2 separate regions of the Homo sapiens genome follow, and region 1 is linked to region 2. The links are chromatin contacts, found by Hi-C or POLR2A ChIA-PET in ENCODE. All regions are on one chromosome and are shown on one strand. Each heading gives the region's core, a stretch centred on a gene start or an enhancer-like site at or near the end of the contact. The rest is flanking DNA. Distances are from core to core; before and after follow the strand shown.

What was found. Hi-C counts contacts between places; a loop is a spot of excess contacts on that map. ChIA-PET counts read pairs that join two places held with the same protein, here RNA polymerase II (POLR2A). Pooled maps may share reads with other maps.
Region 1: a loop to region 2 is called in a map of naive thymus-derived CD4-positive, alpha-beta T cell, with 2.0 times the contacts of the local background. The contact joins the promoter of GPRIN3 here to the enhancer-like site in region 2. A Hi-C loop is called at or near these places in 1 of 168 maps with a recorded cell type or tissue (naive thymus-derived CD4-positive, alpha-beta T cell), 1 of 37 single-sample maps with no recorded cell type and 8 of 50 pooled maps. POLR2A ChIA-PET finds 5 or more read pairs at or near these places in 3 of 52 experiments (activated CD4-positive, alpha-beta memory T cell and activated naive CD4-positive, alpha-beta T cell).

What each region holds. Positions count from the first base shown.
Region 1 is chr4:89,305,952-89,310,752 of GRCh38, forward strand. GPRIN3 (GPRIN family member 3) reads right to left here and starts at 1,849. Exons shown (of 2, transcript NM_198281.3): 1 at 1,664-1,849. RefSeq lists silencers at 1,799-1,848, 1,859-1,928.
Region 2 is chr4:89,467,892-89,472,821 of GRCh38, forward strand. LOC105377328 (a long non-coding RNA gene) reads right to left here. Exons shown (of 4, transcript XR_938981.2): 3 at 2,227-2,340. Among named protein-coding and RNA genes, the nearest start is that of GPRIN3, 160 kb to the left of the region's middle. Within about 2 kb of position 2,325, at least 4 of the 41 ENCODE cell types and tissues checked have a DNase peak (open chromatin) inside an H3K27ac peak, as active enhancers do.

The DNA.
Region 1 (4,801 bases), core at 599-3,098, 160 kb before region 2:
GGCTCACCACACCACAACACACTGTACATGGCTCTCCATGAGTTCCTCTGCTGTTTCCAAAATAAATTTCAATCATATAACATCTAGGCCTGCAATTGCAATTGCTGTTTTTTTTTTCTCTTTTGAATCAATAACCTATTCCCTCGATTAAAGACACACAAAACTTGAAAAACTAAACACACACAAAAACTCGAAAAAGAACATTCTCTAACGCAAACTCCTGTCTTTTGCAGATAGCAGCAGAGATTTTCTGCTTTGGGCTGTGACTCATGTACCTTTATTCCCACAATTGTTACTCAGGGCAGGCCAATGGTGAGCACAATGGGAAAAGAAAGAATAGGTTATAACTGGAAAATAAGCACATTCGGGCGAAGTACACTCAAAGCATTATCAAAGTAAAATATGCAGCAGCACCAACAAGAGCAAACAAAAGCCCACGCAGGAGATGTGTAAATATTTCATGAAGCAAAGCCTTAATCAACCCTCTCTCCCAAATCTTGCTGGTGTTGTAAACACTTCAGTTTCTTCTAGTCCCACCATGACCCAGATACCTTGCAAAAACAAAATAAAAACATAGTCCAATGGATCTTTAAACAAATGTGTTGTGAAAATATTTAGATGGAGCATACCCAAGTACCGCTTTAACCAAGAGGAAGAAGACACCTTACTCAAAGGTGGGTGCTTCTTGAGTGACTGCTCAGAGCTCTGTTTCTCCCCTCCCCCTCCAAGCCCTTGCCTTTTGCCCACCTCCTCGGCTGCTTTGTGGACATTCACATCGTCTTAACCTTGAACTGCCTACACCCCAAGCGGTGATTTCTCCCAATGGCCCTCCAGAAAGCCCTTGAAACCTGGTCTGGATTCGATGCCTTCCCATCACCCAAAATTCACTTCCCAGTGGCATATTAAGTACCTCTCCTTTTTTCCCTCTTTCACTGTCCATTATTGCGTCTGAAATGATGCCTACATCGTTTCCATCTGCCTGGAGAGCATGAAGATCTTCTGTGTGTGTTGGCTGACAGGCTCCTTCAGACCTCTTCTAAAGCCCATCTTGAAAGAACCGTTTATCACCTCTAGTCTCTACCCTGATTTAATGTGGTTCCAAAGTTCGCCTCTATTAGTGAACATGTCTCTACAACGATTTCCCTTTATCAACCCCTGCCCGCCCTTCCTCTTCTTTCTGCCTACCTCAAGAAAACCTATTTACATATGCATTTATGTATGTGTGTGTATATACACACACATACATACATCCATATGTAATATATATTTCTATGTTTTGACCTTAAAGGGGATAAGCATAGGAAAATGAGACAAATGTCACACACACACACACACACACACACACACCCCTCATATTCGGATATTCGCAGTGTGCAGACCCGATTGATTATAAATTTCCCTGCCCACGATCAGCAGGCGTCTTCTCCCATTTACCTTCAAAGCCAGAGCCAAAGAGAGCAATGACCTTGCAGAGAAATTCATCACCTGCGAGAAAGACTGCCCCTCCTAGAGCGCAGGATGGGACAGAGACAAGAGCAACAGGCAAAGGATCCCTGTGCAAAATGTGGGACCGAATCCCTTCCGCATCCCTACAGAGCACACCACCAGGCTCCGGTCCCCCGCGCTGGCCGCCAGGCGGAGGTGCGCAGGGGGCGTCTCCTACCTGCTCTGCCCGGCTCCGCGGCGCGGCGGGGCCACTGCCTGCGCTGTGGCGGGGGCTTCCCGTCGCATATCCCAAGCACCGTCTCTCGGCGCCACACCGATGGCTCCGGCGGGCCCGCGAGCTGAGGTCCTTCTCAGCCCGGTCCCGGAGCGAGCTCCGTGCGTTCAGGAACTGAAATTACTATGCCAAGAGCAGAGGCGGCGCGCAGCAGTCGGGCGTAGACCGAGGGGGCTGCCCCCACCGCGGGGCTGCAGACGCCGCCGCCGCCCCCGCCGGGCGCAGAGCCAGTTTGGAGGTGAGAGTTCACTTGCCCGACTGTTCATCCGTCAGGCCCGGGGTGTACCCATCTGTCCAGCGCTGCCCAGCCTGAGCATCCGAGAGAGGGGCGACAGCTTTGCAGGCGGCGGCGGCGGCAGCAGCAGCGGCGGCAGCAGGAGGCCGAGCTCCGCCCCCTCCAAACCCCCTCCCCCGCCTTCCCGGTCCTGGGGGAAAGTGTTGCAGCCCAGGCTGCTGAGCGCCGGGCCGGGAGCTAGGAGGGGTCTGGTGGGTTGTGGTTCTGCACCCCTGGAGACCAGAGACAGATGGAAAGTTAAGAAGGGATTAAGGAAGAGGGCTGGGGACCCAGAGCGATTTAGCAGGCATTCTGGCCCTTGCTCCCTCCCACAGGTCACCAGACTCCATGGCTGAGTCTAGACTCTAGCAGAAGGTTTCCAATAAAGCCACGTGCAGTGGAGATCTGAAAGCAAGATCATCCGATAAGTAATATGTTTTGCAAAATGTACAGTATCCTGCGTATTCGGAGAGGCACTGCTGACAGTGTTCCTGTCCCCATCCCCTTCCCGCTACCCCATGGGCTTGGAGGGCTTTGAGGGCTTTGGAAATCTTCCCTGTTGAGCAGCTCCAGAATCCTGAATGGATGTGTAGTATGGTTAGCAGCTGTAGATGGTGCAAAATGATACGATGAAAAGAGCTTCATTATTAACTGGGTATTTGTTGGAAGGCTCTGTGAAAAATGCCTTACATACAGCCTCAGCCTCTTTAATTCTTACTACAACCCATTGAGGTGCCTTACCATGTGGACGAGGAAACAGGCTTATATGATCTAAACACTTTGCTTGAGGTCACACAGTAGTAACCTGCTCAGCTGGGATTCAAACCAATCCAAAATATATCCTCTCATCTAGTACACAGGACTCACCTAGGGGGTCTTGTTAAAATGCTGATTGTGATCCAATAGGTCTGGGGTAGGGACTGAGGAAACGCTTTTTTAGTTTTTTGTTGTTGTTGTTTTTTGTTTTTTGCTTCGTCTCCTAGGCTGGAGTGCAGTGGCGCGCTCTCGGCTCACTGCAAGCTCCGCTTCCCGGGGTCAAGCGATTCTCCTGCCTCAGCCTCCCAAGTAGCTGGGATTACAGGCGCCCACCACCACGCCCGGCTAATTTTTGTATTTTTAGTAGAGACAGGGTTTCTCCACGTTGGCCAGGCTGGTCTGGAACACCTGACCTCAGGTGATCCGCCCGCCTCGGCCTCCCAAAGTGCTGGAATTACAGGCGTGAGCCATGCCTGGCCCAGGATAGGCATTTCTAACAAGCTCCCAGGTAATGCCCATGCTACTGGCCAAAAGATCAAACTTTGCGGCACTATTCACAATAGCAAAGACTTGCAACCAACCCAAATGTCCGTCAATGATAGACTGGATTAGGAAAATGTGGCACATGTATACCATGGAATACTATGCAGCCACAAAAAAGGATGAGTTCATGTCCTTTGTAGGGACATGGATGAAGCTGGAAACCATCATTCTTAGCAAACTATCACAAGAACAAAAAAACAAACACCGCATGTTCTCACTCATAGATGGGAATTGAACAATGAGAACACATGGACATAGGAAGGGGAACATCACACACCGGGGCCTGTTGTGGGGTTGGGGGAGGGGGGAGAGATAGTATTAGCAGATATACCTAATGTAAATGAGAAGTTAATGAGTGCAGCACACCAACATGGCACATGTATACATATGTAACAAACCTGCACGTTGTGCACATGTACTCTAGAACTTAAAGTATTAAAAAAAAAAAAAAAAGATCAAACTTTCTAAGCCCCTAGATCAGGGATTTTAAATAAGTTTCTTCTTTTATGCCAGGTGTAGTTAATTGATAGCTGCTTCCTGAAGGTGGGTTAAGAAGGATTCTCTGGCTCTGTCTGGGTTCTCCGGCTAGCCATGTTCATTTTGGTTGAAGACGAAGGGAGCTGGGTCATCTTCCCTACACTAGGCCGCTTCTAAAAGGACATCTTTATGACAGGAGTGGTTGTGGCATAATATTTATGTCATCATAGTATTCATATCATAAATATGCTAAGCACAGATGTCTTTATTCCAGTTCTCCCTCTCATTAAGCAAACTAAGCCAAAGTTTTAGGCCTAACATTTGTATAGGATGAAACACTTTGCAAAGTGTTCATGTGAATAATTTTATTTGTCTTTATACAACACAGTAAGGCAGATATAATTTCACTCTACAGGAAAGGAAACTGAGATAGGGTGACTTTCCTGAGATTATACATTTAATATATTATATGTGTGGTAGGGACTAGGTTGTGACCTATCTCTAGTTCTGTCTAGGTCTGTTTGTACTATCTTACTGTATTCATTTCCTGTTGCTGCCAACAAAGTATCACCAACTGAATAAAATACAAATTTATTAGCTAACAGTTCTGGAAGTCAGACATCTGAAAATGGATCTTTTAGAGTTGAAATCAAAGGCCCGCAGGGGCTGTGCACTCTTTCTGGAGACTGAGGGGAATCACCTGTTCCCTCCTTGTCTTTTCTGGCTTCTAGAGGCTGCCTGCATTCCTTGGTTGGAGAACTCTAACCTCTACTTCTCTTGCCTCATCTCCTCCAACTCTGATCCTCCTGCATCCCTCCTGGAAGGACCCCTGTAATGACATGGGGTCCACCTGGATAACCCAGAGTAATCTCCCCATTTCAATGTTCTTAATCACATCTGTGAAGTCCCTTTGCCATGTAAGGTAATATATTCATAGGTCCCAGGGTGTAGATATCATTGGAGAGGGTCATTATTCTGCCTATCAAAACCACATTTAGTACTTATTCTGTAGTTTCTACTAGACCTTATTC
Region 2 (4,930 bases), core at 1,075-3,574:
AGGCATTTATATACCATTGTGAAAGGTTTTTAATAGCCCCACCATTTAATCCTATACTTATAATTGGTGTGCAGCAGATGAATTTTTAGCCTTAACATTTTTTAAAATTTCGTGATAATTTTAGACACACAGAAGAGACGCAAAAAGTAGTACAGAGTCTATTTTATATATATTTACCCAGATTATCCTTATGCCAACATCTTACACAGCCAAAGAATAAAATGATCAAACCTAGGAAATTAACCTTGGTATTATGCTATTAATGAAACTACAGAATTTATTCAGATTTCACCATTTTTTCACTAGTTTATTTTATTATTTTTGGTTCAGGATCCAATTTAGAACCTCACATTGTACATAGCTGCTGAATGTCCTTAGCCTCTTCCAATCTGAGATGCTTTCTCAGTCTTTCCTTATCTTGTTTTTAATATTACTGAAGAGGAGTTATTTTATAGAACTTTGCTCCATTTGGGTTTGTTAGATTTTTTATTGATTATATTAAGGCTATGCATTATTAAGAAGAATAATGCATATCAATATCATTTACCTCTGATGATATGCACTTCTGAATGCATCATATCCAAAGTAAATGACATTGATATGTCTTATTACTGATTATATTAATCTTGATCACTTGGCGTCTGCCATGTTTTTCCATTGTAAAGTTGCTGTTTTTCTCTTTGTGATTACTAAATATTTTGAGAGAGATACTTTGTGATTGCAGTGGATTGAATGTTTATGTTCCTTCCAAATTTATGTCCTGAAATTCTAACACCCAAGGTCATGGTATTTGGGAGTGGGGCCTTTGGGAGGTGATGAGGTCATTCGGGTGGAGCCCTCAAGAATGGGATTAGTGCTGTTGTAAAAGAGACTTCAGAGAGATTGCTTGCACCTTCAGCCATGCGAGGTTACAATGAGAAGATAGCTTTTTATGAGGAAGTGGGTCCTCACCAGACACTGAACCTGCCAGTGTGTTTATTTTAGACTTACTGGCCTTCAGAACTGTTGAAAAATACATTTCTGTTGTTTATAAGCCACACAGTCTATGATCATTTGTTAATGCAGTCCAAATGGACACACAGTGACTATGCAAAATCTTATTTCTACTTAAATTTTACCTATCAATTTTAGGATCCATCACTGATCCTGCATAAGTCAATTATTGCTGTGGTGTTCTAGCAATGACTTTCTATTTTCTATTTCCCTTATGCCTTTTAAGTTTTTAATTAGAAATATTTCGTAAGGATGATTTGTCTCTTTTCCTCTACTGATTTATTTATTCAGTTTTTTTTTAATATCAGAATGAGTATTTATTTCATTCTTTGGGTTACAATACAATACTATCATTACTTTTTTTGTTTCTCAAATTGTCCTAATTTTGGCTATTGGGATTTTTTTTCAGGTTGTCTCTTTTGCCCTTTGAATATGCTTTGATATTTTATTTGCTCATTTTTAATTACTTTCTTACTCTCCAGTATCACAAATTGTTCCAGGATTGTTTATATTTTTCCTGCCATAACCCTGAAATGAATCATTTTTCCAAGGAACCATAGTTCCTTTTATGAGCACATGATATTTAGAAATGAAGCTCTTTGCTGCTGGCATGATACTTCTTCTAGCACATTTTAATGGATACAACTGGAGATACATGTATTACACTAACTCATGCCTATAAACATAAGGCATGAGCCTCATATTTGTTTATCTACATTTGCAGATATTTGAAAATCATGAGTTCATACTGATATCTCCATCTCTAATCCAGTACCAGTGGTTCATTCCAGCATCCACCCTTTCCTTATTTGTAACTTCTTCTTTTGACAGTGAGAAACTCAGCTTTCACTGTCTACACTATATTTACTTATTAGCTCAACCTTACTATAAAATATGAAATGAAACCCATACCCATGTAAGAGACTAATTTGCCAACTGTATCAGGAATTAGCAACCTATGGCTCACAAGCCACATCTGACCCTGTATTTGTTTTTATAAATAAAGTGTTGTTAAAACATAGCCACACTCATTTATTTATGTATTGTCTATGGCTGCTTCTGTGCTCCAACAGCAGGGTTGAGAAGTGGTAATGGAGACTATATGACCCACAAAGCCTAACATATTTACTATCTTGTTTTTTACTCAAAAAGTTTGCCAACCCCTACACTAGAGCAGAGTGTTAGTGTACATTACTTTTTGTCTTTAAAATATACCGTCACATAACTGCTTACCAAAGTTACTTAAGTCAGCTCCTTTCTTCCTCATGTCCTTTAGTGTGATCATGTGATTCATCTGTAATACAGCTAGATTTATTTGGCAGTTTGCGTTCCACTCCTCCACACATCCTGTTTGATTTTTAAAAAAGGAACGTGCAGTAAAATTCACTCTTTGCGGCTTACGTTTCTGTGAGTTTGACAAATGCAATGAGTCATGTGTCCACAGTCACAGTTTCATACAGAACAGTTTTCTCATCCCCCAAGTTCCCAGTTGCTTCTAATTTATATTCACCTCTCCCATCATTCCTCTACCACCGGCAACCATTAAGCTACTTTCTATTCCAATAGTTTTGCCTTTTCCAGAGTGTTTATTAATGAAATTATACAAAATGAGCCTTTTAATGTCTGACTTATTTCATTTAGCAAAGTGTATTTAAAATACAAGCATGTTGTGCTAAAATATTTACTACCTGGTCCTTTACAGGAAAACATTTACCTATCCCTATTGTAAAGAATAGAAAGGAGTGGAAGTATATGGGTGACCTTGTTGGTGACATAATATAGAAAGCAAAGAGGAAATGAAAAATTGTTCCATAATTTCAACTTTGGATTATTGAGAGCATGTTTTACCTTAATAAAAATAGGAAGCCCTGTATTTGGGCTTTTCTCAAATGGCCAGACACCTTTGTGTAATTTACCACTATGTAAAGCTAAAATAATGAACAGTAAGTAGTCATGAGTTTGCTATGCAGCAAATCCTATGAAATATATCAGTTTTAAGTTTAGTTGCTGGGGAATGGAAAGCACTCAGTGGTAGGAGTTGGGATGCAAACATAGAAGAAAGGGTTTCTATGTCATTTGGCCTGTACGATTTTGTCTGTCTAAAAAAGGGTTGTTCAGAAAGCTCCTCATAAGGCAACAATAGAAGTCATTTCATAAATTTTTTTTTCAGATAACATATTGTGATGGTTAACTTTATGTGTCAATATGACTGGAATATGGGATATCCAGGTAGCTAGGAAAATATTTCTGAGTGTATCTGTGATGGTGGTTTTGGAGGAGATTAGTATTTCGGTCAGTAGACTCAGCAAAGAAGATCCACCCTCAACAATATAGGCTGGCATCATGCAGTCTGTTGAGGGCCCATATCAAACCAAAAGGAAGGGGCAAATTCTGTTTCTCTCTTCTTGAGCTGGGACATCCATCTGCTTATACCCTTGCACATCGGAGCCTTCAGACGCTGGGACTCACACCAGCACACTTCTGCCTACTCCCTACCTTGTCAGGCTGTTGGCCCCAGACTGTGAAATCCATCATCTGCTCTCCTGCTTCTTTGGCCGTGGTACTCAGTCTGAATTACACCACCAGTTTTTCTGGGTCTGAGGACATACTGTGGGACTTCTCAGCCTCCATAATCACATGAGCCAATTCTTATAAATCTTTCTCTTATGTATTTGTATATGTCCTGTTGGTTCTGTTTCTCTGGAGAGCCCTGACTAATACTAGTCAGGGTTTTTTTATTATTCTAAAATTTCAAATGGTAGAGAGAAAGTGAGAGTAACCTTGCAATTTCACATTATCAGAATAACCACTATTAACCTGTTGGTAATTTCTTGCAGAATTTCTTACGCATGTAGAGCTAGCGGGAGAGATAGAGATATAACTGTGCCATAATATTCTCCCTTAGCTGCATTTTAAAGTAATATATTGTTTATGTCTTTTAAAAGAATACATTCAGTTCTATTTTATTATTTTTTAATGACTGCATAATATTCAATTATATAATTGTACTGTTATTTATATAACCAATCCGTTTTTTTCTTCTTTTTCTGAAGACAGGGTCTTGCTATGTTGCCCAGGCTGGTCCCAAACTCCTGGACTCAAGTAGGCCTCCTGCCTCAGCCTCCCAAAGTGTTTGGATTATAGGCACAAGCCAGAACACCAGGCCCAGTCAATTTTTGATATTAATATAGATAATGTCTTAATATAGATAACAAACTTAATAATAGCTAAGTTTTCACTGTTAAAACATAAAAAGGACAATTTTATGCAAAAATATTCGTTCATAATTCCAGCACTATTTTCCTAACATAAAAAGTTAAAAATATGACATTTTATATTTTGTGTTTTGCAAGAAGTTTTCATTAGTATTGTGAGATATCTTTAAATACTTTTATAAAACTTATTTTCATTTTTGATCATTTGGTACTTATCAAATACCACAAAGTACTATTAGTTCTTATATGAGCCTCATCTCAGTATAACCAACTAGTAAAAATTACTTGAGACTACTATGTTTTAAACTTACTTCACATCACCCAGATATTGATTCTATTGTGCTATAAGCTTCTTACAATCAATAAACACAGGAAATGCAAAAATCTAACATTTATAATACATGACTCTCATCCTCCTACCGTATGAAAAATTTGTAGTAGTTTTGTGAATAGTGCATTTCTATTTCTGAACTGTGACTATTTGGTTTTCCTTACTACAGTGAAAGACCTAGTCCTGGGTGTCCAATCTTTTGGCTTCCCTGGGCCACACCAGAAGAATTGTCTTGGGCCACTGTATTAGTCAGGGTTCTCTAGAGTGAGAGAACTAATAGGATCGATATTTACATAAAGGTGAGTTTATTAAGTGTTAACTCACACAATCACAAGGTCCCACAATAGGCCATCTGCAGGCTAAGGAGCAAGGAAGCCAGTCCAAGTCCCAA